Regions from separate parts of the Mus musculus genome. Here regions 2, 3, 4, 5 and 6 are each linked to region 1. Evidence: chromatin loops called from intact Hi-C (ENCODE). Cell type or tissue: heart. All regions are shown on one strand. Region 1 overlaps Cd82 (CD82 antigen). Region 2 holds the start of Tspan18 (tetraspanin 18). Region 3 overlaps Trp53i11 (transformation related protein 53 inducible protein 11). Region 4 holds the start of Gm32824 (a long non-coding RNA gene). Region 5 overlaps Tspan18 (tetraspanin 18). Region 6 has its middle 23 kb from the start of Prdm11.

Region 1 (4,000 bases):
AATGGTCAGTGGGCAGGAGTCAGGCCCCAGTCACTTCCTGATTAGCCTTCTCTCACCGCTTACAAGGGACATGGCTAGGTGTTCTTGGCATAACTTCACCATTCAGCAATGCCATCAAAAGCTCCTGCTCCGTGCCCCAGCTCAGGCAGGAAGCTGAGCTACTCGCCTCAAGCTCCCCAGTATCTTTGAAGCAGGGCTCCAGGCTCGTGCTATTTCAATACTAACTGCTGAGTAAAACTGGGGCCCCATTGCATCAGCCACTGGCCTTCCTTGTATCCTTTCATCCTTGGCAAAGAGCAACGCTCTTGTGCCTGCTGTTAGTAGGGTGCGCACAGGCTCCTTTTTTGCTTTTTTTGGCCCGGTAACAGAAAAGTTGTCCCCGGTTGGGGATTAGCAGGGAGTAGCCTTAAGTTCTGGAGTCCAGGAAGTCACCTTTCCTATCACCAAGGACAGAGTCAAGAAGGGTTATCCCTGAAACTGACAAAGCCTCCCCTTTAGCTTTCCACCGAGAAGCACAGAGGTAGAGCTTCATGGTTTGTCACAACCCTGAGAGCTTAAAAGATGCCGACTGTTTTCACTGAGTTCCAACAGATTGATTCAGAGTGCTGAGTTGAGAAATCTAAGGTCACAATGAGTAATGAAGACCATTAAGTCTATCCAGAGAGCAGCTAGGCCAAGAAAATGCGATTGGTGATTGATTGGTGATGTCTGCTGAGGACGAAGCTGTGTAGAGTGGTCTAGGTATGCTGTATGCATTTGCTACCTGATGAGCCACTTAGGCTGTTTATTTCACTCCAGTGCACACTTCCTCAAAGATTCATTTTTCTTTTATGGTTTCTGTTTGTTTTGTTTTTGATACAGGGTCCTACTATGTAGCCCTAGCTGTCTTGGAACTTGCTACGTAGACCAGTCTGTTTTCAAGCTCAGAGATTCTCTTGCCTCTGCCTCTAGAGTGCTGGAATTAAAGGTGTGCCACTATGTCCAACTTTATATTTTAATATGACACTTTCTAGGGCAGCCAAGGTTATCAGCGAAAAAAGCTGGGCCAGTATTACTTCGAGACACCAGCCCTGGAACAGGGCAAGTGCTCACTTCAGGTCTCCGACAGGGCCTCATGCTGCCTGGCTAAACCCCTAGCTTGGAGGAGGAGGAGGAGAAGGAGGAGGAGGAGGAGGAGGAGGAGGAGGAGGGGGGGGGGAGGGGGAGGGAGAGGGGAAGGGGGAGGGGGAGGGAGAAGGGGAAAGAAGAGGAAGAAAAGGAGGAGAGGAGAGGAGAGGGAGGGAGGGGGAGAGGAGTCCTAGTGGTTGATATTGTCAGGGAACCCAGGCTTCCTGGGGCCCCAGCCTGGCACAGGGTGCTATGGTGGGTCTAGCAGTGAGCTTGCATGGATGGCCTCTGACCACAGAAAGTCTCTTGACCTTCTGTCCCAGGACCAGGCTCTCTGGCTGAGACCTATTCATTCTTCTCTCTTTGGCTCACACTGTGGCTCAGTCTCACCAAATCCTGTTAAAGTCATCTCAATTCAGGAATCACTCCCCGGTTTGCACGAATGCGGATTCCTGGTCCCCTCCAGCCCCGCAGCCCCAGCCCCAGCCCCTCCCACACTCTTGACCTCTGGAGTTTGCATCCTCTGAAGTGTCCCCCCTGACTGAGAGACTTGGAGCAGGCCAGGTACCTGCAGGAAACAGGAACCACTGGTTCCCTGAGCTCCTACAATGGGGCAGCAGTGCCCCCTGGTGGGTACTGCCTGAAGCATTTCCCTTCCACTGCCGAGAGCCACTCATTAGAGGAGGGAAGAGAAGGGAGGTCTTCCAGGGCCTACAAGTGAGTGGGAGAAGTCCCCACCAGGCCATCCCTCCCAGCTTCCGCCTGCTCCTGTGTGGGCACTCCTCATCACGTTGTTTGGCTCTGCGTTTGTCCGGGCTGAGTGTGCAGAGGCTGCGAGGGATGATCCATTTCACTAAGGCTGCACAGTCTACCTGCCTGGCTTCTTATGAAAAGACTCCTTCTGTGAGTCTTAACAGAAGCCTGATGTTCCAGGAAGAGGCCACAAGCACTGTGGCTTCCTGGCTCTCTACAGCCCCCTTCCAAGCACCTGTACCCAGGTCTTTGAGGAGGAAGGACAGCAAGAGTGAACTGGCATCAGCTGTGACACAGGAACCCCATGTCATGCTTTCAGGTTCATCCCACGGCTCCCTCCTGTCACCGCCACATCCTCTCCACCCCATAGTTCAGGATACCGCCTCTTCAGACTGGATCATTATAAACCCTCCTTTAATAATTGATTCCAGAGATGAGTGTATGGAACCCCTCCCCCACCCTGCAAGGCACAGCCTCACCCACCCTTAGCGCAGAGGACAGGGGACAGCTGCCAAGAAACACCAGTCCAGATCCTCCTCTCATCCAGGGTCTTGTGCCAGACCTGAGGGACCCACACCCCTAAGTTGTCAGGTCCCTCACCAAGAGGAGCGCACCAGAGGCTACCTGGGCCAGTCCCCCAGGAGGCCCCTCAGTTCAGTTCCCTGCTGAACTGAGCTTGGGGAGGGGGGAGTGCTCCAAGTGTGTGGAAGAATTGCCTACCCTGTCTCCCACAGAAACATGGAAAACCTATGAAGAAAGTGTGACAGTGGGGAAAACCCCACCAACCTTTCCTGTGGCCTTTCCCTGGGCAGCTACGGGTGCTACACCCACCCTCCCTGGTTTTTAATACAATACAATATGACTTCAGGGTGGAGACACAGCTATCCTGTGTACAGTAATACTGGGAGCCATTTCGAGCTGTTAAAATATCCCAGGCAGTAGGAAGAAAGGCCACAGGATAGCCAGGGCCCCATATTGGTGGCAGAAGGACAGGGAGAAGGGCCCAGGCCCAGAAAGTTCCCAATGCAACCTTTCCAGGATGGGCCAGAGGCCTCAGTGGTGGATGGAGCAGGGCCCATGTGAGAAAAAGCTAGAGAGGCCCCATGGGAGGCTGAGGGTGGAGAAATAGGACGGTGGGGACATCAGCAACCTCAGTACTTGGGGACCTTGCTGTAGTCTTCAGAATGAATGTACCGGCACAAACATATGGACAGGAACAACCCCAGCAGCTGTGAAGGACAGAGCAAAGTCAGGAAGGCCCGCCCGGGTCCCAGGACCCTGCCCTGCAGCTCCATACTGGGTCCCAGTCACAACCACCCTGAGGCAGACAGGCAGGCTGCTGAAGGAGGCCCAGAGAGGGACAGTACCCAATCTGACGTCACACAGCCAGATGGGCTGGGGTCAGGGCAGCTCTAGAAGCACATGGACCACTCAGTTCACAGGAAGCAGCAATGCAAGGGCGCGGGGGCGGGGGAGGTATTCGAGACAGAACCCAGGGCACGGCTGCATGGGAGAGAGGGACAGACCTCAATGACAGCAACACCAGCACACACGCCCAGAAGGATGCCGAAGTTCTCCTGAAGCCACGCCTGCGCCTTCTCCATGCAGCCCTGTGGAAAGACTCATGTCAGCCTCTGCACACAGCTGCAGCAGGCCTGCCCAGGACCGGCTCGTGAGCAGGCCCCTCATGGCACCTGTAGACTATGGTGTGAGCAGATGGGGAGGAGGGGACTAACAAGGGAAGGAGGCTGAGTGACGGCCCCGGGCACCTCCAGGAGCTGGGACACCTGTCCCTCTCAGAGTGGCAGAGCCCAGCCCCTGACTGCCAGCTCCACACATACCTCAGTGTTCACAGGCCAATCCTCAGGGTTGTTTTCGCTCACAGTGCTGTTATCAGCCTCACAGAATCCTTTCTTCACAATGAGCTGGTTGTCCTCTTCCTTGATCTTCTCGCAGGAGCATGGGTAAGTGGTCTTGGTAAAGCCCATGAGCTCCTCGTTCTCTGTCCAGTTGTAGTGGCTGACCCAGCCACAGCACTTGACCTGCGCAGTGGCGACACGACAGGTTGCTTGATCGGCCACTCAGCCCATCCTAAGCAGCCCATCTCCAGGTGGAAACTCAGACTGGCCACTTCTGTGCC
Region 2 (4,000 bases), 85 kb before region 1:
CATCTGTTCTCTGGGGCCAAGTGCTGGGTGCTGCACTCTCTCTATGGAGTCCCAGCTGAGTTCAGACAACCAACCGTTCCTGATTCCCCTTTTCAGTGGTTGATGAAATGGGCCAGAAGAGCACCTCTCTCAACAGGGAGGGGTTGCTAAAATGTGTGGTCCAGCCGCAGGCCCTGGCTCTGCCCAGGGAATGGGGGTTAGATAGGCATCCAGACAAAGATGCCTGCACCAGCTGCTGTGACACTCCTAGCAGAGATGGGTCACACTCCCTTCTCTCTACCCCAACCTGCTGGATTGAGTGTGAGTCCACTGGGTTCTAGTACCAGAGGCTAAGCAAGGGGAGGCCAGGCACCCTGGTGAAGAACCAGCATTCTGTTCAGCTAGACCAGAGGCAACATCCAGCTTGGTTGTCCAGAATCCCAAAAGGCTTCCCTGGATTTAAGTCACAAGACCCCTCTATCCCCAGAGCTGTTTACAGAGAGGGAAGAGGGGCCACTGAGAAAGTGGTTCATCTAAGGCCTCCATGAGAAGCTAACTGGTTGGATTTCAAATCTGCCCTTTCTCCTCTACCAGCCCCTTCCCACAAACCCCCCTAATATCTTGACTCCAAACCCAACCAGTCCCAAGTCCAAAGCACTAAAATGTCACTTAGATGGTAGGGGACTATTTCCAGCCTGGTGTGGAAGTTACCAGAAAACTGGGGGAGGGGTCCTTTCTGGATTCAGATCAGTCTGTCCTAGGTGCAAGTCCAGAGGTTTGTTTCCTCAAAGCTCCCTGGAGATTCAGTGATTGACTGGCATCTTGGTCTTGGGGACAGAGAGACAAAGAAATGAGCCTGGGCTTGGACTACTGAGAAGTCAGAAACTGGGGAATCTACCTGGAGTCCAAGAGACAGGACCAGAGGCAGGAGCAACTTTGGAAGGTGGAGAACCTCTATGTTGTCTTCAGTGTGAGGGCTGGGGTGAGTAAGGAGTAAAGAGAAGAGACAGCACCCAGAATCTGCAGGCCTTCGGGTTGGGAACATGCTAATACCCACGTTCCAGGGGTGGGCGGGGCTCTCCAACTAGGCTACACACACACACACACACACACACACACACACACACACACTGAGAGCCATTAAAACTAAAACAAACAACACTCTTCTTTTGTTTTCTGGCATGTCTTAAAGACAAACCCAGTGACAAGGGTCCCCACCCTTTCCTTTGCCTCTCTGCGTTGGCTCTGCCATTCCAAACAGAAGCCAGGCAGATAGGATGATCTGTCTGATGGAAACTTTGTCCTGGATGGGGGTACTAGCTGTATCCAATAAACACATGTGGTTTCTACCCAGGCTGAAGGCAGGACCCCATCTGTATCTTGGGGACCCATTCCCAACACCTGTGTGTGTGTGTGTGTGTGTGTGTGTGTGTGTGTGTGGTGGGGTATATGGAATAGCTTGGATGGTGAGCACGAATTCCTAGCAAGGGCACATGAAAACTTCAGTCGGTGTGAAGCTACGGTCTCTGTGAGCTTATCTGTACTCTCTTGGGGGAACAGAGAGAAGTTTAGTGAGAAGAGAAGGCACCAATTCCCTCCAAAGTCCCCTCCATAAGAACAGCCTTTCACACAACAAAGATGACCCTTTCCACCCACACAATACAGGAGTCTAAGAGTACAGGAAGGAAGAAAGTGCGTTTTCACCAGCATGTGGGACGTGATCATAGAGATGCATGTGGGACCTCAGGCCCAGGACATGGAGTGCTCTCGGTAATGGGTGAGGAGTGTATCCCTTTTGATGAAACTATAGAAATTCCTATGCCCCCAATCTACCTATGCCCAGAGAGAGGACAAATCCTGCCCACCACGCCCAGAGATCTGACCAGGACCAGGACAAAAGATGCCACTTTTACAAAAATGGCTGGGTTTCAGTAACTTCAAGTAAATCCAACTAATGTTCTATCCTATTGTCTCCATGCAGGCTTGCTGTTCATGTAAACTTTCTTTTGTTTTTCTGGGTGTAAATTGTTCACTCATCCTTGCCAGCAGCCCACCTCATGACACTGATCCGTCTGATCGTTGCACATCAGTCTCACAGTGGGTGCACCTCCGTCCGATTCTCTGGGACAAGGTGGGGAGCTCCTCCAAACAGACCCCACGCGCATTGCCTTGGTCCATCTGCGGTTCCATGAGCTCAGAAACTCAGAGAAGCTCCTAGGCTGGTCTGGGAAGCCGATCTGGCCAGGGAAGGGCGCCCCCTGGCGAGACAACTCTCCCAGCGCAAGCAGGACCCGGAGCCCGCGCGCGCCCACCTCGGCCAGCCACGCTAAGGAACCCACGGCCACCACACCCCACATCCGGCCGCAAGGAGCTCCGGACCCGCCCGGGAACCTCCTAGGTCTCCACATCCACGGAGCTGGACATCTTCCCGCGCAAGGAATGATAACTCGGGTGCGAGAGCAAAATCTAGGAGCGTTCTCCAGGCCCTGCTACCAGGGTCCCACGAAGGCGAAGAGCGCTCGGTGCCCCAGCCCGATCGGCTGTCCGCCGCGCCCAAGCCCGGCTCCGTGTCCCCCGTTGTGACCTGCTTGTGTGCAGGGTCACTTGGGCTCACCCCTTCACTCTCGGTACAGCCCCGGCCAACACACCGGCTCTGGGAGTCCCACCTGCCGCCTTACTGTCGCCTGAGCCCCCGAGATCGCTGGGCGCAGAATGGCTGCACCTGACCTGGGCGAAGTCGCGACCCGAGCATGCTCCGGGTCACTCAGTGCGGCGCTGTCCCCGCCCCCAGGGGAGTCGCTTCAGAACTTGGTGGCCGCTTACCCGAGCGTCCTGGGACCCGCACTGATCTGGGATCTCCCCCGAAGCGCGCGGTATCCCGGGGCCAGTACGCACAGAGGGGCTCAGTGATTGAATCCTACCTGGCAGAGGCTCGGCCGCGGGGTAAAGTTTCCCCAGGCGCAGAGTGCGCTCGCAACTTGCGGGGCACCGGTAGTCCTGCGCCGCGGCGCTGGGCTAGGCGTCAAAGCGACAAGGAGCGGCGACGCCCGCTGGGGGCCAGGGCCGGGCGGCCTGGCGTGGCTGGGCTTCGGAATCGCACAGCGTTGCGTCCGCCTGCAGCTTGCAGCCCCTGAGACGCCGGCGGCAGCTGCAGCGGCTCACCCGCCACCGCCGCCGGCCACACCTCCCGCCACCCTCCGGCCCGCCCTCCCGCTCCCTCCGCCCCAGCCTCCGCCCCTCCGTCTCCTGTCGCCACTACTGCCGCCGCGGTGCTGGCGCGTCTCCGGGGCGGACACGGCTCTCATGGTCCACGGCCGCTCTCTCACCGGGTCCTAGAGCGTGGTTTCTGGAACTGTGCTCTCCCGATGTCCTCTGCACTCCTAGCCTCAATGTCTGAATTTAGGAGATTGCTGGAGAAGGGTGAAGGTAGCACGCTAGACTGGGACATTTATTCCCTGGAAGCTTTCTCGCTGTTATCACACCGTGTGTGGGACTGCAGGGCTGGGGTGTGGGATTCTCCATTGCGATGTCGCGTCTTGGTTTCCCACTTACTGCCAGGGAAGTACCAGATAGAAACCTGTGCAGCAAGCTCTATTAGGGTTCATTGTTGGTGCCTCCCAACCCCATCCGCTGTAAACTATAGCACTGCTAAGGACCAGACCAGTGAGAGGCTCTCACTTCATCCTCTCCTCCACTGGGGTTCACTAAGACAGCTAACCTATGCTATACAGAACCCATATAAAATTCACAAGCAGGCACTCAAGAGCCACAACCTAAGAAAGACTGTCATGAGAAGGCTCAAATCGTTGGCAGCAATTATCAGTGTCTCAGCTTTGAAAAGTCCTGTGAGGCCACACACACACAAATCAAACTACACTCTACAGGAGACCACTTGGCCCACTGATCTCACCCAGGACAGACACTCTTTGACTTCAGTGTGGAACTTGGTGAAGTCAGGATGCTAGACAGAGCTTTGAAGGGTAAACAGAAAACCAGACTTGGTATTTTCAAGCCCACAGTC
Region 3 (4,000 bases), 220 kb before region 1:
TCCTAGGTTGTGAGGACTGAGCACAAGAGAGGGCCCCTCATCTCAGACTCCAGTGTGCATCTCAGCATCTAGCTCATTGCCCATCTCAGTACGTGCCCTGTGGTATGGGGTGGCATGACTCGGGGCTGTGGAAGATGGTGGGCAGATGGAGGCTGGGGTAGAGGCTGTGGATGCTAATGGCCAGGAGTGGTTCACGTCCAGGCAGTGTGGCCACTACTATGGAAAGCCTCATTTTCTGGGCTTAATGTCACCTTCCCTCATGACTAACACTCTCCTCCTCTAGGTTCTGGGCAGTGATGGCTGTTTAGGAGGTAGAAGGACCAGCAGGCAGTGGGAATTGTCTGGGCAGGTGGCTTAGGACTTAGGAGGCTCACTCTGAGTCTCTGAAGTCTCCTTTGTCTCGATAACCCAGAAATCTTGTCAATGAGATCCATCCTGGTCCAAATGCCTTTTCTAAAACCCATATTGCCACTCCAGGGCTGACTGTAAGGCCTTGTCTGACCCAGTCACCTGGGCTGTGTCATGTCCATGGGGGCCAGCCTGGAAGCATCCTCCTCAACCCATTTTACAGGAGAGGAAACTGAGGCAGCCGCAGCACCATCTTCTCTTAGGCCCCGGGTGGGGCCTGGCCACATTCTTCTCACCCTACACTGGGACCTGGGGTCTGGAAGTCCAGCAGGAACGATGGCTGAGGCCAGTGTCTCCCCATGTCCCTCAGCAGAAGAAAAAATGGCAGGCAAACAGCCCCCTCCGCTCATGAAGAAGCACAGCCAGACGGATCTTGTGAGCCGCTTGAAGACCAGAAAGATCCTGGGTGTGGGCGGGGAGGATGATGACGGCGAAGTGCACCGGTCCAAGGTGAGCCATGCTAGGAAGAGGAGTCATGAGCCTGCAACTTCCAGGGCCCTCTGCTCGTGTCAGGGGAATGCTATGCCCAGTGGCAGAAGTTTGGGGACAAGAACCCAGTGCTTCTTAGGGTACTGGCATAGACTGTCCTATAGACATGAGTGCATCCTGCTAGCTCTGCTGGTTATCCATGTGGTTATTGACCCATTGTACAGGTGAGGAAGCTAAGACTCACATAGAGGGGCTAAGTAACTTCCTTAAGGTTATATCAGTGACCCACAGAACCAGGCTTCCAGCCCCTGCTGGGCAGACCCTGAGTTTCTTTCCTTACCACCTCTTTTCAGTTCTCTTGTCTGGGTACCAAGGGAGGCAGGAGAGGTTGAGCTTGCATTGGGGAAAACATTTATGTTAATCAGGGATGTTCTGATGGCCCCCAGGTGTCCACAGGAGCTGGGAGGAAGGTGGGTGGGTGAGATGCTGAAACTGAAGACTTCTTCCCTGATGCCTCTGACTTGTGTGTCCACAGATCAGCCAGGTTTTGGGCAACGAGATAAAGTTTGCTGTGCGGGAGCCTCTGGGGCTCAGGTGAGCAGTAGGTCTCGTTTGGATGGTTTTGTGTCCCGGGTATGTGTAAGGTCCTACGTGACTGGGCCTTGCTCTGAATTACATCCACACTGTTCATTGCCTCCTCAAATAGCCCTGGCTGTTTGGGTTGCACAGGGTTCCCCCCCACCCCCCGTTTGGGTTGGCAGTGGGGGTCAGGGTGAGTGTGGCTGTAACTGTCTTCTCGGAACCTCCCCAGGGTCTGGCAGTTTCTTTCTGCTATGCTGTTCTCCAGTGTGGCCATCATGGTGAGTACTGTGTGTCCCCGCCCAGGCTGCAAGTAGGTCCTGAGACTTAGATGGGGGTGGGGGTGTGTGTGTGGCTCTTTCCCTTACCCCAGCTGCTGCTGTCTTCACTCTGAGGCCCATACTTCAGGGTCTAGGCCAACTCCCGGGACATCCTGTCCATTACTGGTGTGCCGTGCCCCCAAAGTAACCAGCACACATGCTCTGGGCTCTGGGCTCTGGGCATCCCAGCATTGGATGCTGCCCCAAGGAGGTCCCTAGCATTTGTCTCACCTCATAGCTGACCCTGTGCTCCTCCTGCTGCCCACAGGCCCTTGCCCTCCCTGATCAGCTCTACGATGCAGTTTTTGATGGGGCTGAAGTCACAAGCAAGACCCCCATCCGCCTCTACGGTGGTGCCCTCCTTAGTGAGTATTGCTGGGTCTCCAGCAGCCTGGTAGCCCTCTTCATCTGTGTCTGTGCTGCCACCTTGTGGCCATTGCTAGAATGCATGTAGTTGGTTCACTGCCCTGGCAATGGCAGAGGTAGCTTGGGCCTGGAGGCCCTTGCCCCATTGTGTAGATAAAGATACCAAGTCCTGGGGAGATGAGCACCTGGCTTGGGTTGGATAGGGCTTTAGAAGCAATGTGAGCTGTCTCTGGGGGGAAAGCTATAGCTGAAGAGCTGAGGACCGGAAGAGGGGCCGTCTGGTCTGAGAAGTGGGTGTTGTGGAATAAGTGGGTTCGGACTCCTGGGCTAGGGATCAGGCTGCCCCGGTGCTTGATTCCAACAGGCATCTCCTTGATCATGTGGAACGCACTCTACACAGCCGAGAAGGTCATCATCCGCTGGACTCTGCTCACTGAGGCCTGCTACTTCGGGGTGCAGTCCCTGGGTGAGTGGTGTAGGGTGGTGGGAAGGCTATCAGGGTGCAGGAAGAGAAGGGCAGAGCACTGGGTGCTCCTACAACATAGACCAGTGTCCTGAATCCACAGCCCAGCCGTTCCCTCCAAGCCTGACACTCAGGATGCACTTCTAGGCACCTGCCACTTGGGGGCAGCAGACTGGCCTAGGCTGGTGTTAGGCTTCTGGAGGTCGTCAGCCTGCAGTCCCACTCACCACAGGGATGGTCGAGGGTATTCAGCCTAGCCTAGCGTCATGATGGGAGAGGCTCAAGCACGTGTCTGCTCCTGACCTTTGCCTCCCCCGACTTCCTTCACAGTGGTCACTGCCACGCTTGCTGAGACGGGCCTCATGTCCCTGGGGACCGTGCTGCTCCTGGCCAGCCGCCTCCTCTTTGTTATTGTCAGCATCTACTACTATTACCAAGTCGGCCGGAAACCCAAAAAAGTGTAGCAGGCTGGGACCTGCCTGGGCCTGGACCTGGGCCCGAGCAGCTGGGGACTTCACTGTCCATGGGTCCTAGACAGGCCTGCAGGCAGGCAGGGTGCACACGCCTTCCTTCCCTCCCAGGCACTCCACGGAGTCATCTTGGGTCTCCTGGGATTCTAGGAGTGACAGACCAGGCTGTGGCCTCTGCACCCCACCCCTCACCCTTGTGCAGGGACAACTCCTTGCCCTGTGTTTCTTGGCCTCTAGACTCTAACAGGCAGAGTCTAGAGTAAGTTTTAGGGTCTGGGCTGAGTCAAGGTGAGTTCCTCTGCCAGGAAGCCCTTTCTAGGAGGTTGTGTCGGCCCCAGCAGGGGCTCTCAGCTTCTCCCCATCCAGAAACCCGATGTGTGAGTCCCTCATCACACACGCACACACACACACACACACACACACACACACACACACACACACACACACACGGTGTTTCTAGAGATCCAGTTGAGGACATCTAGCAAGGGGAGTGACTGCCTCCCTTGGGCCAAGTTCCCCAGCCTCAGCCTGCACATCTCTCTCTTTGGCCTGCTGGAGGGTACTCTGATTCTCTGGCTGGCCGCCTGCGTCCCAGAGCACCAGAGTCCCTTCCCGACAGGCTAGGGTTAGGCAATGTACCACAGGCCTGATAGTCCCTGGCTCCTAGCTGCCCATAGGCTCCTAGTGCATGAGGAATTCTGAGGAGAGGACAAGTGGGGACATTTCCTCGGCATGGCCTCCAAGGCCTGCATGGCTACACACCTGGCTCAGTGCCTCCTCCAGATCCCCTCCTGAGGCTGCCCCAAGGCCTACGGGTTAAAGCCAATAGCTGCTCACATGCAACAACGGAAGGAGATTCAAGAGTCTGCCATCCCTTAGCAGCCCCTAAGTGGGCCTCTAGAGCTGAAGACACACCCCTGGTGCCACCAGCCTGTGTGGCCCCTCCCCTTGGCCCTAGCTCCCAG
Region 4 (4,000 bases), 200 kb before region 1:
ATGCCACCTGTACATGTGTGTGCACACAACCTACATACTACTATGTAATTCACCAAAATCCACAGCAGAGGTACACATACCATATACACAGGGCAGACATACATGCACACGTAATAAACTATATAAAACTACAGAGGGTGCCACATACCACACACGTACACACAATATACTTGTGTATATACTCACATATATGTTCACATACTTAGAACACGTATACATGCCTCCATCCCTAGTGCATCTCTCTTGCATATGATTTTGGCCTGTCCAGATCTATTCTGGGTTGGGGCCTGGTTTTGATGGCAGCAGTCTGAGGCATAGCATTGCACCCTGCCTCTGACCCACACTGACTTTAGCCTCGTGTGAACTGGGATTGGGATAGGGGTGAGCGGGGAGCACAGAGAGGTGAGGTGATAGCAGGAAGAGAAGCTGAGAAATGGAAGAAGGTAAAGAGGAGAGGAGGGGGAGATGTAGAGATGAGCAGGCCCAAGTGGAGACGGAAGGTCGGAGAGGACCCGGCTGGTGGTCAGCTCGAGGACTAATTCAGCCTGTCCGCAGCTCTCAACCTTCTTAAACTTCATGCAAAACAAACGCCCCATTTTTCTCTCCCGCTGGCAGGGTTCAGGGCACACTTAGCCGAGGCTGGCAAAGCAGCCAAGCACAGCCTGCTCTCAGCCAAGAGCACAGGCTGCCTTCCGGGCTTGGCTGCAGAGATGGGCCCATTAACAGTGATGCATCCCTTGTGGGGAGGTGAGGAGGGGAAGAGGCACGACCTGCCTGCCTTCTGGATCCCTTTCTCTCTCTGTGTCTCTCTCCCTCTCTCTCCCACTCACTCTCTCTCACCCTCTCTGTCTCTGCCTCTCTCTGTCTCTCTGTCTCTCTCTCCCCCTCTGTCTCTCTCTCTCTCCCCCCTCTCTTTCTGTCTGCCTCTGTCTCTTTGTCTCTCTCTCTCTCCCTCTCTCTGTCTGTCTGTCTCTGTCTTTCTGCCTGTCTCTGTCTGTCTGTCTGTCTGTCTCTGTTTCTCTCTCTCTCTCTCTCTCTCTCTCTCTCTCTCTCTCACTGTCTGTCTTTCTCTGCCTGTCTCTGTCTCTCTTTCTCTGAGACAGATTTTAACTCTGTAGCCCAGGGTGGCCTTGGTCTCACAGTAGTCCTTCATTAGCCCCCTTAATTCAGTGCTGGGGTTACAGGTGCACACCACCATGCAGGGCCCACAAACGCTTTCCATGCACACATGCATATGTTCACTTAGCACACAAAGCATCACGTTACCTTAGGTCACTTTTGTAACCCCTTAGTTTTGGTTCATCCTCTCATATACCCCCTTGACGGCCCAGCTCGTCACGCTTTTCCTTCCTAGCCCCACCCCTTCTACATCATACACATTCTGCTATCTTCCCATTCCCTCCCTCTTTTTGCCTCTCTAGGGCCCCTTGCTAGTTCTCTGGCCTCTACCCAGAACTTACTCCCACAGAAATACACATAAATAAAAATTAGAAGCTCGGATCTGCCTGAGAGAGAACAGGAGCTCTTTGTCTTCCTGAGCCTGAGTTACCTCACTTAATGCAATATTTTCCAGTTCCACTCATGTTGCCTGCAAACTTAATAAATTTCATTTTTCTTTATGGCTTGATAAAATTCCATTGTGTATATGTGTCACATTCTCATTACCCATCCATCTCCTGACTATCGTGAACAGAGCAACAGTGGACACGGATGAGCGAGCGTCTCTGTAGGAGGATGCAGAGCCCTTTGGGTACACGCCTAGGAACAGCACAGTTGGGTCATCACACACTGAGACCAGATCTTTCTTAAAGCCTCTGGGTCCCCAGCCAGAGCTGCTACAGGCAGGAGCTGACTGACAGGGAAGGGGACAGTCCACCAGGGGGCACCAGCAGGCTTCTTTGTCTCTCCCAGTAAAGTTGGCCATGTTATACTGTGAGAAATAAAGGGAGCTACAGCTCCCCTGCCGCTCGTGTCACAGGCCATTGCGCTTCCTCTCTGGGAGGTGGAGCACACAGCTATGATAGGAATGAGCCACATGGGGATGTCTTAATCTGGGAGAAGCCCCAGGCCAGATGTCTTTCTCTAGCATGCCTGGTACCACTGACTGTAGGAAAGACAGTTTCACTGCTTGTAAGGCAGTGCCTTTGATCTCTGAACTCATGGCTGTATCCACCGCCAGGGAATCCCTCTGGGGTCTGAACCCAGTGGCCTGCCCTCCAGGAGTGAGGCACTGGCCAGCGTTTCCTGCCCCCAGCTCCTGGGCCTGCTGTTTTCTCTGGGCCTTCACCCATAGTTTGTGAAGTAGCTCCCCTACAAGGAAGTCCTTCAGTCCACCAGCCCAGGTGACCCTGAATTGCATGCCACCTACACAAAGGGCACATTTGCAAGTTGAGTAAGCATGCACCTCTAAGCAGGAACCCTGCAGCAGGTCCAGGCTCAACATTCTCACCCACAGATACTCCTGGGTGAGAAACCCACCTACCAAGATGGGGACAGCGAGCCTCCCTCACTACAGCCCAGGGGAATCCAGAGAAAGACTGTCTGTTGCTGTTTGATCTGCTTAGCTTCAGCCTCCAACGGAACTAGTCAGTCCCTTGCCGGTCAGAGATGCCATGGCCAAGAGGTTAAGAACCCAGAGGGGAAGCACAGAGCAAGGCGCACGCTCACAGCCAGGGTTGCATCCTTTGTGGTTATGTCACCTCTCACAGCTTGGGCATGAGGGAGGGGACAGTCACTCCAGGGCCCTGACACATCTCTAGCATGGAAGGAACTGCAAGGGTTAACCCCAAAGCAGGAGGAGAAGGTTGTGATGGCTAACACGGACTGGAACTGTCACCTTGAGAGGGTCTAGAATCACCTGTGGCCATGGCTGTGAGGGATTTCTAGGCTGGGTTCACTGAGAAGGCAAGAGGTGCCCTGTGTGCACACATCACCATCCCACCGACTGAAGAAGAGAGTGAGCGGTACATTAGCACGCCTCTCTCTCTGCTTCCTGACACTGTGACCGGCTGCCTCAAGCTCCTGCACCCATGCCTTTCCCTCCAAGACACAGTGTACCTCCACTATGAGCCAGATGAAACCTTTCCTTCCCTAAGTTGCCCGTGTCTGGCATTTTTCATAGCCCTGAGAAAAGTGACAAATGCAAGGGATTAAGAAGTGGCTTCTTTGGAAAGCGATCCATCGTCTCTACTCTGGAAATGGAGAGCTGTGGGGTGAGTGGTCTGGCCAGCAGCCAGCTTGGCTTCATTACTCCCAGTTTAAGATCAGGGCTCTTGAAGGAAGGAGAGTATCATAGCCAATGCCAATGTCTTCAGTAGACCCTGAGAAGCCAGGCTGTTTAAACTCGGAGACCAAGGCCTCCCAAGAATTGTGGGCAGAGGCTCCATGAAAAACAGGCTCAGGAGCTGGGGTAGCAAAGCCTGAGAGCTGCCTTGTTCCCAGAGGGTGACACACTCAGCTCAGACGCCACGGACACTCCCTGAGCGTGAACACAGCCAAGTGTGCAGTGGCCAAGGGCATTGGCTTGACTTTCTGAGGTGGGGAGGCAGGGGAACCAGGGGAACTCCAAGAGATATGGTGGGACACCCCAAGCCAGCACAGAGTCACTCTAAGTATTGGGGGAGGCAAGGAGTTAGACCTGGGGGTGGGGGGGAGATAGTCTTAAGAGGCAGCTAAGAGTCTTCCAACACTAATGTTCCACCAAGCAGCCTCAAACTGCTTGTCACTGCTGAGCCATGAATGAACCAGAATAGCTTGGGCCTCTCAACTGGCCACAAAGCCAAAATGCAAACTGGTGTCAGTAAATAGTTACTAACTTTGTCCTGGTGACACAGTAGCATAGTTACTGACTGACTCTCCTTCCGGGTGACACAGTTACTGACTCCTTCCTGGTGATAGTAAAGACAGTCACTGACTCTTTCCTGGTGACAGAGTCACCGACTCCGTCCTGGCCCCAAGCTAAAAGGTAAGCCTATGAGTGCGTGGTTAGCTATCACCTATC
Region 5 (4,000 bases), 210 kb before region 1:
ATCTCTGGAAGCCTGGGCTAGTTCTGGGTGGCAGCCGCTGTGGTTGGGCTAAGTCCTCAACCTAGCCATGAACTTCCAATCAATAGCCAAGCCATTTGCCTTCCTAGACAGTTGGAGTCCAGTACGTGCTGGGTTCTGAGTCAGCCTGGGTCCTCTTAGTCTGGGGGTGCAAGCCAGCAGAGGGGCCCCCTGATCTGGTGACTCAGCCTCTAGGGAGCTTACTATGGGGATGCCAATTAAGCTGTCATAAAGACAACTTCCGTATAGCATTCAGAGACACCCACTCCCCGGAAGGCCAGGCTGGGTGAGGACCACATAAAGAGGAGAGAAAATGGGAGAAGTAGCCCCCCTTGCACCCAGACAGCAGAATAGAACAGGCTATGGCTATGACTCCCAGGTGGCAGAAGGGCAAAGGAAGGCTGGAGTTCAGGTCAGGCTCTTCCATCTGAGAGAGGAGAGCAGACACCTAGCTGTTCCTTCCACCACTGTTCCCCTTTTGTGCCCTTGGCAGACATAATTAATCAAATTTGAGATCCTGACAGACAACACTAATGGATTCAACACGGTCCTGGCAGGGTCAGGCATCTTGCAACTAGTTGCTAACCTAGCCTGCAGTTCAAGTTTGTGTGTGTGTGTGTGTGTGTGTGGGGGGGTGTTGGTTGGTTGGTTGGTTGTGAACCTATTAGTCTGGGGTGTTTGTTTGTGTGTGTGTGTGTGTGTGTGTGTGTGTGTGTCTGTTGGTTGGTTGGTTGGTTGTGAACCTATTAGTCTGGGGTGTTTGTGTGTGTGTGTGTGTGTGTGTGTGTGTGTGTGTGTGTGTCTGTTGGTTGGTTGGTTGGTTGTGAACCTATTAGTCTGGGTAATCTGAGCCTAGAGAGACTAACAAAATAAATGTTCAGCAAAAGGTCAGAAGGTGTCACGGTAGGAGATGCTGTGGGGTTAAGTCTGCAGACAAGAGGCATGACCTTAACCTCTAGAAAGGAGAGAGAGTGAAGGGGTACACAGACGGAAAAATGGAAACCCCTTCTGTCTGCGGAGGTGATGGTGACATCAGAGCATCTGAAGGCAGGAGGCTGAGTTGGGAGGTAGTGAGATCCATCCGTATGTGGAGGGATGCAGGGGTGAATTCTTGGCAGGGACCTTGAAGAACACATTCAAGCCTCAGCTCTGGGTAGAAAGAGAGAAATGAACAATACTGGGGTGTCTTCCACCTGGGAGAACAGGGGTGGGGCATGGCCCACGGGGACAGGTGATGTATCACAGTTGGATCTCTGACAGAGGTACAAGCAGGGCAGAGTGGACACAGTACGGACTGTAGAGCTGGATGCAGGCAGTTCCTGGCCAGTTTACATCGGGGTGGAGTCCTGGCTGGAGCGACAGCAGCCTGGAGATGACCTTGTCATGCACATGCTGTGTGACTGGACGGAAATGAAAGGGCCACCTTCTGATCCAGTGTCCACACACAGCCACCCTCAGCCAGCGGGAGCAGGGACCGCTTCGCTCTCCAGCAGATGGTGCTGCAGAGTCTGTCCTTGTGTTGTGAAAAGCCGGCTCCTTGGGGCCTGAGGACCGGGCTCCTCCTCCAGGATGTGTTTCTACCTCCTGGTTGCTCTGATCCTGGAAATGCTAAGAGAGGTGATCCGGGCCAAGGGACACTCCAGTCTGACAGGGCCAAGGGGCTCTGAGGCTGATGAACCTTTGGTCTCAGGAACAGCTGGTCCCAGGCCAGCCCTAGGTCCTTGTAGAGCCCATGCCCCTTGCTTTAGAGCCTAGGTGAGGCCCCTTCATGTCTGTCTTTTTTGTTTGTTTGTTTGTTTATTTAAAAATTAGCTCTATGCTTCTGGCCGTTTGGGCTGGCCTTGCTTCCGCCCCTGGGGCCAGAGGACAGGGAAGAGAAGGGGCTGGCTTCTGGGCAGTGGTGGGCTGAGTGTCTTCAGGCCAAGGCCTACTGGATGCCCCGGAAGAGGCACATGGCAAAGACCATGAGGAAGAGCTGCAGAGAAAGGGAGAAGATGATCTGGAGTCAGACTGGGTGCACGTCGAGGGGCTGCCCAGCACACCTCCTGAGGGGAATCGTGATTGTGACACTACCCGGGGCAAGCATCTGCTCGCCACTTGGGTAAAAAACAGGCGTTGGAAAGCAAGTCATCTGTTTAAACAGCTCAAATCTGTCTTTTTTGGGTTGGCAGAGACTTTAAGCAAAGCACAACCCTTCTTGGGCACCTGAGTGTGTACCGAGAGCTTACCATGTAAAGTAGGTTTCCAATGCTGTTAGCAGCAGCCTTTCTAACCAGCAGGAAGTGAGGCATGGAGATGTCGGAGATGTCTTACAACCTGATTTAGGTCACACAGCTTCAGTGGGGGTAACCTAGCTTGAGCAGAGACACACTTCCCCCCTCCCTCCCCCCACCCAGCCCTTGCTTCTAAGCCCCTGCGCTCTCGATAGCTCACCGGAAGCTGGTGAGGTTTCCAGAGATTGCAGTTCCCTAACCCTGACCTGTGGCTACATCGAGGCAAGGCTATGTGCAAATCCTTGAAATCTGCCCAGCCTCAGGAAGATCTGTGTGCCTCTTGTTGGTCTTAGCTCTCACAGGAGGCTTTGTCCACTTCCAGGAGTATTGGCACATACAGCAGGAGCTTAATATATGCATGCGGAATTAATGAATGATGCCTGTACTTCTCCTGTGACTTACACAGAACTGGTATCCTGAGAGACAAGGCACAGAGGACCCTGAACAAGGGCACATCAGAGTGCCAGGCGACCAGAGCTTCCATGAAAGGGTCCCCAAAGAGCAGGGAGTGAGGGCTGCACATTAGGCTACCTGGCCTCACTGCCCCAGAGTGCATCCCTGAACTGGGCAGGGGGGCAGTGAGAAGGGAATGCTGAGTAGTAACTCAAAAGTTGACAGCTACTCCGCTACGGTGTAGGTTCTGGGGCACTGGGATGAAGGATTCTAAAGCTCCATTGCCAAGTTTAAAAGACCCCTGACCATGTGCAAAGTCAGGACTCATCCAGAAGCCCCCGCCTTCCAGGCAGCTTGTGGGGTGTATCCTGCAAAGCGCACTTGGACTGCAGAGCTGGGGTGAGGTGAGGTGCCTCTCTGGGCCTGCCTGTTCCCATTGTCCTGGGAGAGGCACAGATCCGTAGCTCCAGGCCACAAGAATGGCTCTAGCAGCAGACGTTTGCAGTAGGCAGCGGCTATGAATCTGGGAAATAGGCTGAGCGTACAGACGCTGGGGCTTCCTCCCTCCCAGGGCCCCTCCACTCACCTCAATAGCCAGTACTCCAATGGCAAAGGCTCCGGCCAGGTAGACATAGGTTTCGAAGGTGTTGAGGATCACTGTATAACAGCCCTGGGAAGGAAAGGCCAGAGATGAAGCCACGGTATGGAAGTGTGGTCTGCAGTCAGGACCACTGTCAGTATTGAAGTCCCTGGCATTTGGCCTCAGGGCTCAGCAGCTGCAAGCTGGCATTTTTATACTGATGTGGGAGGAGGAAGCATCTGGTCAGTGGCAGAATGTCACCAACATCCCTCCCTCTGCCGCATCCAGTCCCCAAGACAGTCCCAAGGCTAACTAAGCCACAGACCTAGACTATGAGGAGATGTCCAAACACTCAGGCCTCCTGGTGCTCTGTAGAAGTGGGGGTCAGACATGCAGGGCAAAGCTGAATGGGATGGATCTCTTCAATCAGAATGTCAAATGGTGCCCCAGCCCCAGGTGGGACAGTATCTCACAGAGGTGCACAGTGCCCCACCAAGTCCCTCTCTTGACCTGCCTGGCTGCTGAGGGATTGACAGTCCCCCTCCCCAGGCTCAAGGCCAGGCAGCCCATCCTCAAACATTGCTCAGCTCTTTTCCCACAGCCTCACAGGAGCAGCTGCCTTCATGTGACTCATGTGCCTGCGGTCCCCTGGCACTGTAGGTGACAGAGCCAGATGAGCCAAGACCTCTCCCATTGGGCCCCAAAGACATTGTACTCTGTGTCCACTGTACCCCAC
Region 6 (4,000 bases), 350 kb before region 1:
CACTTGACCCAGGTCACACAGAGGAACCTGAGCCTATACCGAGCTCTGTTTGCCTCTTCCCTCCCATTCTCTCCTATGCTGCCCTCCATTAGCATGGCTCTTGTGCCCTGCTACCTTGGATCTGGCTGAGTCTGGGACCCAGAGAGCAAGGCAGGCCCAGGTGGAAAATTCTTGGTTCTGGAAGGGACAAGAGGGACATGGTCTCACTGACTCCCAGTCCCTCTGCTATAAAAGCCAGCCAGTTTACAGACTCTGTGGTTGTATTTGAACATGCTGGGCATCCTTAAGGTAACCATGGCCCTCCCTCTGTCATGGTTTTGTACCGGGTTCTGAGCTAAAACCCTTCTTTGCAGATCTCACAGCTCCCAAACCTGCCACAGCACATGGTCATAGGAACCTGCCACAGCACGTGGTCATGGGTTACTTTTCTGAGTTGCGTATAATCCTCAGTAGGTGACAGGATGGAGGGCTCTGTAGGAATCCCCCTGAGATGCTAAAGTCTGCACGTGCTCAGTGTTTTCTAGAAAATCCTTTTGTAGATTTTTTTAATGACCTCATGGATTATTTGTAATAACTAATATGAGCTGGAAGCATGGCACTCCTGTGACCCTGGGACTCAGGATGTGGAGGCAGGAGGAGTGCTTAAGTTCATCCTGGGCTACATAATGAGCTCCGGGTCAACCTGAGCTACCAAGTGAAATTCTGTCTCAAAATGCCAAGCTGACTTCGTATCAAATGGCTATAGACTCAACACATGGGAGGTGGCGACAGGAGGATCAGAAGTTCAAAGCCAAGTTGGGCTATGTGAAAGTCTGAATTCATGAAGCTAAGGTAGAAGTGTGGACTATTCAAAGCCTGGGAGACACAGTGCATTACAGAAAGGCCTGGGCTACAGACTGAGACTCTGTCTCAACACACCAGGCTGGGCATGATAGCACACACCTAGAGGTAAGGGTGGGGAGTTCACTGTCTTCCTGTAATACCCAGGAAGTTCTAGGCCAGCCTAGGCTACATGAGAGCATCTCTCAAACATGCACACACACATACCACCCCTAAACAAAACAAAATAACAAAACCCCTGTGCTTTGAACATAACTGTCCCACTGTGCTGTGCTGTGCTGTGCTGTGCTGTGCTGTGCTGTGCAGTGCAGTGCAGTGCTGTGCTGTGCAGTGCAGTGCTGTGCTGTGCTGTGCTGTGCTGTGCAGTGCAGTGCAGTGCTGTGCTGTGCTGTGCTGTGCTGTGCAGTGCAGTGCTGTGCTGTGCTGTGCTGTGCAGTGCTGTGCTGTGATGCGCTGCGCTGCGCTGCGCTGTGCAGTGCAGTGCTGTGCTGTGCTGTGCTGTGCTGTGCTGTGCTGTGCTGTGCTGTGTGTGCAGTGCTGTGCTGTGCTGTGCTGTAGTGTGCTGTGCTGTGCTGTGCTGTAGTGTGCTGTGCTGTGCTGTGCTGTAGTGTGCTGTGCTGTGCTGTGCTGTGCATACTGAGGACAAAAGGTCTGTACATGGCTGATATGGACATAACTGTTGCCAGCTTCTCCTAGAGCTGATGCTTGATTGAGTTTATTTATCCACTGTTCAGCTCAGAGGTGGTGATGGCCACACAGTCCTATGTCTGCTAAGGCCTGGGCCAAGACACCTTACCTCTCTCACAGCACAAAGCAATCCACAGAATCAACCCAACAGGTTTTTGTTTTTTCTCTTCCTCTGTGCGTCCCTCATTCACAAACTCCCTTTATGGGCCAGTTGTCATTTTACAGACAAACCACCAGATGGTGTCAAAGGGCCAAGTGTGGAATGTAGGTCCTGGAGTCTGCATTGGGCCCAGCTTCTGGGCTTTTGGGGGTGACAGGCAGGGGATAGATAGCAACAGATTGTCATTCTGGGTCTGGTCCAGCAGATATAGCTGGTTACCCTGTCTCAAGATCTGTCCAGGTAAGAAATGAGGATAGATGCACAGGCTATTGTGTAACTCAGACATTGACGGATCCTGAGCTGGGGAACAGAGACTTGTGTTACAAGTTAACCCTGCCACACTCTCTAGAGTCACCTTCCTGTTAGCCCCAGTGACACACTGAGCTCAGTCATCACCAGGAAACCTTCCCGGACTGTCTGAGCTCAGACTTTCCTAGATTCTCCTCTGGGTCAGCTACCAGCTTCCTATGGGAAAAGCCCACTTTGCACTTTGGGTATCAGCTGAGGCTCCCAGCATGCATCTGTGTCCTCATGTGGATGGAACAGACAAATGAGATCCAATGAACCAGTGGAATGGGCGAGGAGATGGTGGCCTGACTCAGAAGGGAAGCCTGCTCGACAGACAGTGGGGCTTCTAAGAGCAGCTGGATGGACCCCCCGACCCCAACTCTTGTGCTTTATCCTGTGTCAGCCCATGGAAAGTGCATTAAGGGCTGGGCAATTCTCCCAGCTGTGTCAGCTTGCAGCTACAACCACCACTAGTATAGAACTAGGATAGGAAGAGACCCCTGGGACCGCGGCTCACATCCAGCCAGACCGGAGTGACTCTCAGCCCAGCCGACAGCCCAGCCCATGGCTCAGGAAGGCCCCACAGAAAACCCTTCAGGGTCTGAAGGGTTGTAAATCTCTGCTGTGTAGCCCGTCTTCACCCCTCCTTGTCAGGAAGTTCTCCCCAACATCCTCCCATGGAGTAGGTATGTTGGGTCCCATCAGCCAAGCTGGACCTCAAGGACCATCAGCTGGTATAGGGTCTCTTATTGGCCTGGAGCTTTGTGACAAAGGCCAAGCTCACTGCTTCACAAGCTCTTAGTGGTCAGCATGTCTCCTGTCATGTCAACATTGCTCTGAGCACAGGTGCACACCACCATGTCTGGCTAATTACATGAGCCCTGGTGACCCAAACTCAGGTCCTTGTGCTCGTGAGGCCAGCGCTTTAGTAACTGGACCACCACCCCATCTTCTTCATTTGCACTTTGGGTAGAAATAACTTTTGAAGATGACAAATTCCCTGACTCTATTAAGTACGGTAACTCTGTAAGCTGCGTTGATACTTCTAAAAACTGAGGCCATTTCATTGGGTTTTCTCTTTTAAAGAAGGTCCTGATCTATGTGTCCGCTCCTTTCTGCACAGCTCCTAATAGCAAATCTGCACTGCTGTCCAGCTGCTGCCTCTGCCTGCCAGGAATTGTTTGTAGGAGTCGTATGTAAAGTAAGAGCAGAGGGGTCTGAGCACTGTGGGAGAGCATGCACGCACGCACACACACACATACACACACACACAAACACACACACACACACACACACACACACACACGGAGCCTGGCTTTTTACTCTGTTGTGAGGCCAGGACAAAGCAGGAACCCTGACCCTGGGACATGAGCTTCTCGAGTGCTATGGCCGTCCCTTACACACCATCACACCATCCTATCACAGGTCTTCCTTCACTGGACCTCTGCTGGGCTCACGACCCACTGTGGTCACTTCCAATCATCTACCTCACAACACAGCCCTAAGCATCACTCAACACACACTTCAGGGCTCCTCTGTAGAGCAGCAGATTCAAGATCAAAATCCCTAGCTTCATGCCATACCCCCAAGGGACCACCTTTCAAGACTCCTGGCCTCATCTTTGCCACTCTGTCCTTAACACCCTCCCTGTAAACCTCTCCTACACCTACCATGGGGTACCAAGTTCCTTAGACCGCAGTTCTTCTCTTCTTTCCAACTTCCTTGCTTTTCACTTTACAGAACCAAGATGGGCTCAGGGCTCTGTCTGTCTGTCTGCCTGTCTCTGTCTGTCTGTCTCTTTCTCTCTGTCTCTCTATCTCTCTGTCTCTCTGTGTGTCTCTGACTCTGTCTCTGTCTCTCTCTGTCTCTGTCTCTCTCTCTGTCTCTGTCTCTCTGTCTCTCTGTCTCTGTCTCTGTCTCTCTCTCTCTCTCTCTCTCTCTCTCTCTCTCTCTCTCTCTCTCTCTCTCACCTCCTCATCTTAGCAGTGGTTAGTCAGGAATCCTGACTCCAGCTTCAAGACACAG

What was found. Peaks named below come from ENCODE experiments on the same cell type or tissue, not always from the same donor. Only the 100,000 strongest peaks of a DNase experiment are listed, where the experiment ranks them.
Region 2: it touches region 1 in a loop (3-fold over the local background); 15 of 42 quality-filtered maps call a loop at or near these places.
Region 3: a loop joins it to region 1, with 5 times the contacts of the local background. A loop is called at or near these places in 5 of 42 quality-filtered maps.
Region 4: it touches region 1 in a loop (5-fold over the local background); 35 of 42 quality-filtered maps call a loop at or near these places.
Region 5: a loop joins it to region 1, with 6 times the contacts of the local background. A loop is called at or near these places in 33 of 42 quality-filtered maps.
Region 6: a loop joins it to region 1, with 4 times the contacts of the local background. A loop is called at or near these places in 17 of 42 quality-filtered maps.

The regions. Positions count from the first base shown.
Region 1 is chr2:93,416,854-93,420,853 of GRCm38, forward strand. It overlaps Cd82 (CD82 antigen), which reads right to left. Exons shown (of 10, transcript NM_007656.5): 8 at 3,702-3,902; 9 at 3,387-3,470; 10 at 2,249-3,089. The coding sequence ends at 3,012. Gm13807 (predicted gene 13807) reads left to right here. Exons shown (of 6, transcript NR_040529.1): 5 at 592-741; 6 at 862-977. Among named protein-coding and RNA genes, the nearest start is that of Mir7001, 3.2 kb to the right of the region's middle. In heart, a CTCF peak has its summit at 1,745 (motif pointing left); a DNase peak (open chromatin) is centred at 1,738; H3K27ac peaks cover 569 bases; H3K27me3 peaks cover 881 bases.
Region 2 is chr2:93,331,372-93,335,371 of GRCm38, forward strand. Tspan18 (tetraspanin 18) reads right to left here and starts at 3,116. Exons shown (of 10, transcript NM_183180.2): 1 at 2,901-3,116. In heart, CTCF peaks have their summits at 2,243 and 2,465; DNase peaks (open chromatin) are centred at 1,160, 2,280, 2,720 and 3,160; H3K4me3 peaks cover 3,626 bases; H3K27ac peaks cover 3,850 bases.
Region 3 is chr2:93,196,891-93,200,890 of GRCm38, forward strand. Trp53i11 (transformation related protein 53 inducible protein 11) reads left to right here. Exons shown (of 8, transcript NM_001025246.2): 2 at 7-88; 3 at 722-858; 4 at 1,373-1,431; 5 at 1,649-1,697; 6 at 2,005-2,101; 7 at 2,467-2,568; 8 at 2,896-4,000. The coding sequence starts at 730. The coding sequence ends at 3,029. Among named protein-coding and RNA genes, the nearest start is that of Trp53i11, 11 kb to the left of the region's middle. In heart, CTCF peaks have their summits at 2,163 (motif pointing left) and 2,735 (motif pointing right); DNase peaks (open chromatin) are centred at 2,171, 2,961, 3,911 and 3,941; H3K27ac peaks cover 430 bases.
Region 4 is chr2:93,215,313-93,219,312 of GRCm38, forward strand. All of the region lies in intron 5 of Tspan18 (tetraspanin 18), which reads right to left. Gm32824 (a long non-coding RNA gene) reads left to right here and starts at 3,898. Exons shown (of 4, transcript XR_001783414.2): 1 at 3,898-3,964. In heart, a CTCF peak has its summit at 1,871 (motif pointing right); DNase peaks (open chromatin) are centred at 1,899 and 3,491; H3K27ac peaks cover 1,074 bases.
Region 5 is chr2:93,202,430-93,206,429 of GRCm38, forward strand. It overlaps Tspan18 (tetraspanin 18), which reads right to left. Exons shown (of 10, transcript NM_183180.2): 9 at 3,271-3,354; 10 at 1-1,993. The coding sequence ends at 1,946. Among named protein-coding and RNA genes, the nearest start is that of Gm32824, 15 kb to the right of the region's middle. In heart, a CTCF peak has its summit at 1,502 (motif pointing right); a DNase peak (open chromatin) is centred at 1,462.
Region 6 is chr2:93,067,339-93,071,338 of GRCm38, forward strand. No RefSeq gene overlaps it. Among named protein-coding and RNA genes, the nearest start is that of Prdm11, 23 kb to the left of the region's middle. In heart, a CTCF peak has its summit at 1,760 (motif pointing right); no DNase peak of the experiment used is centred here; H3K27me3 peaks cover 945 bases.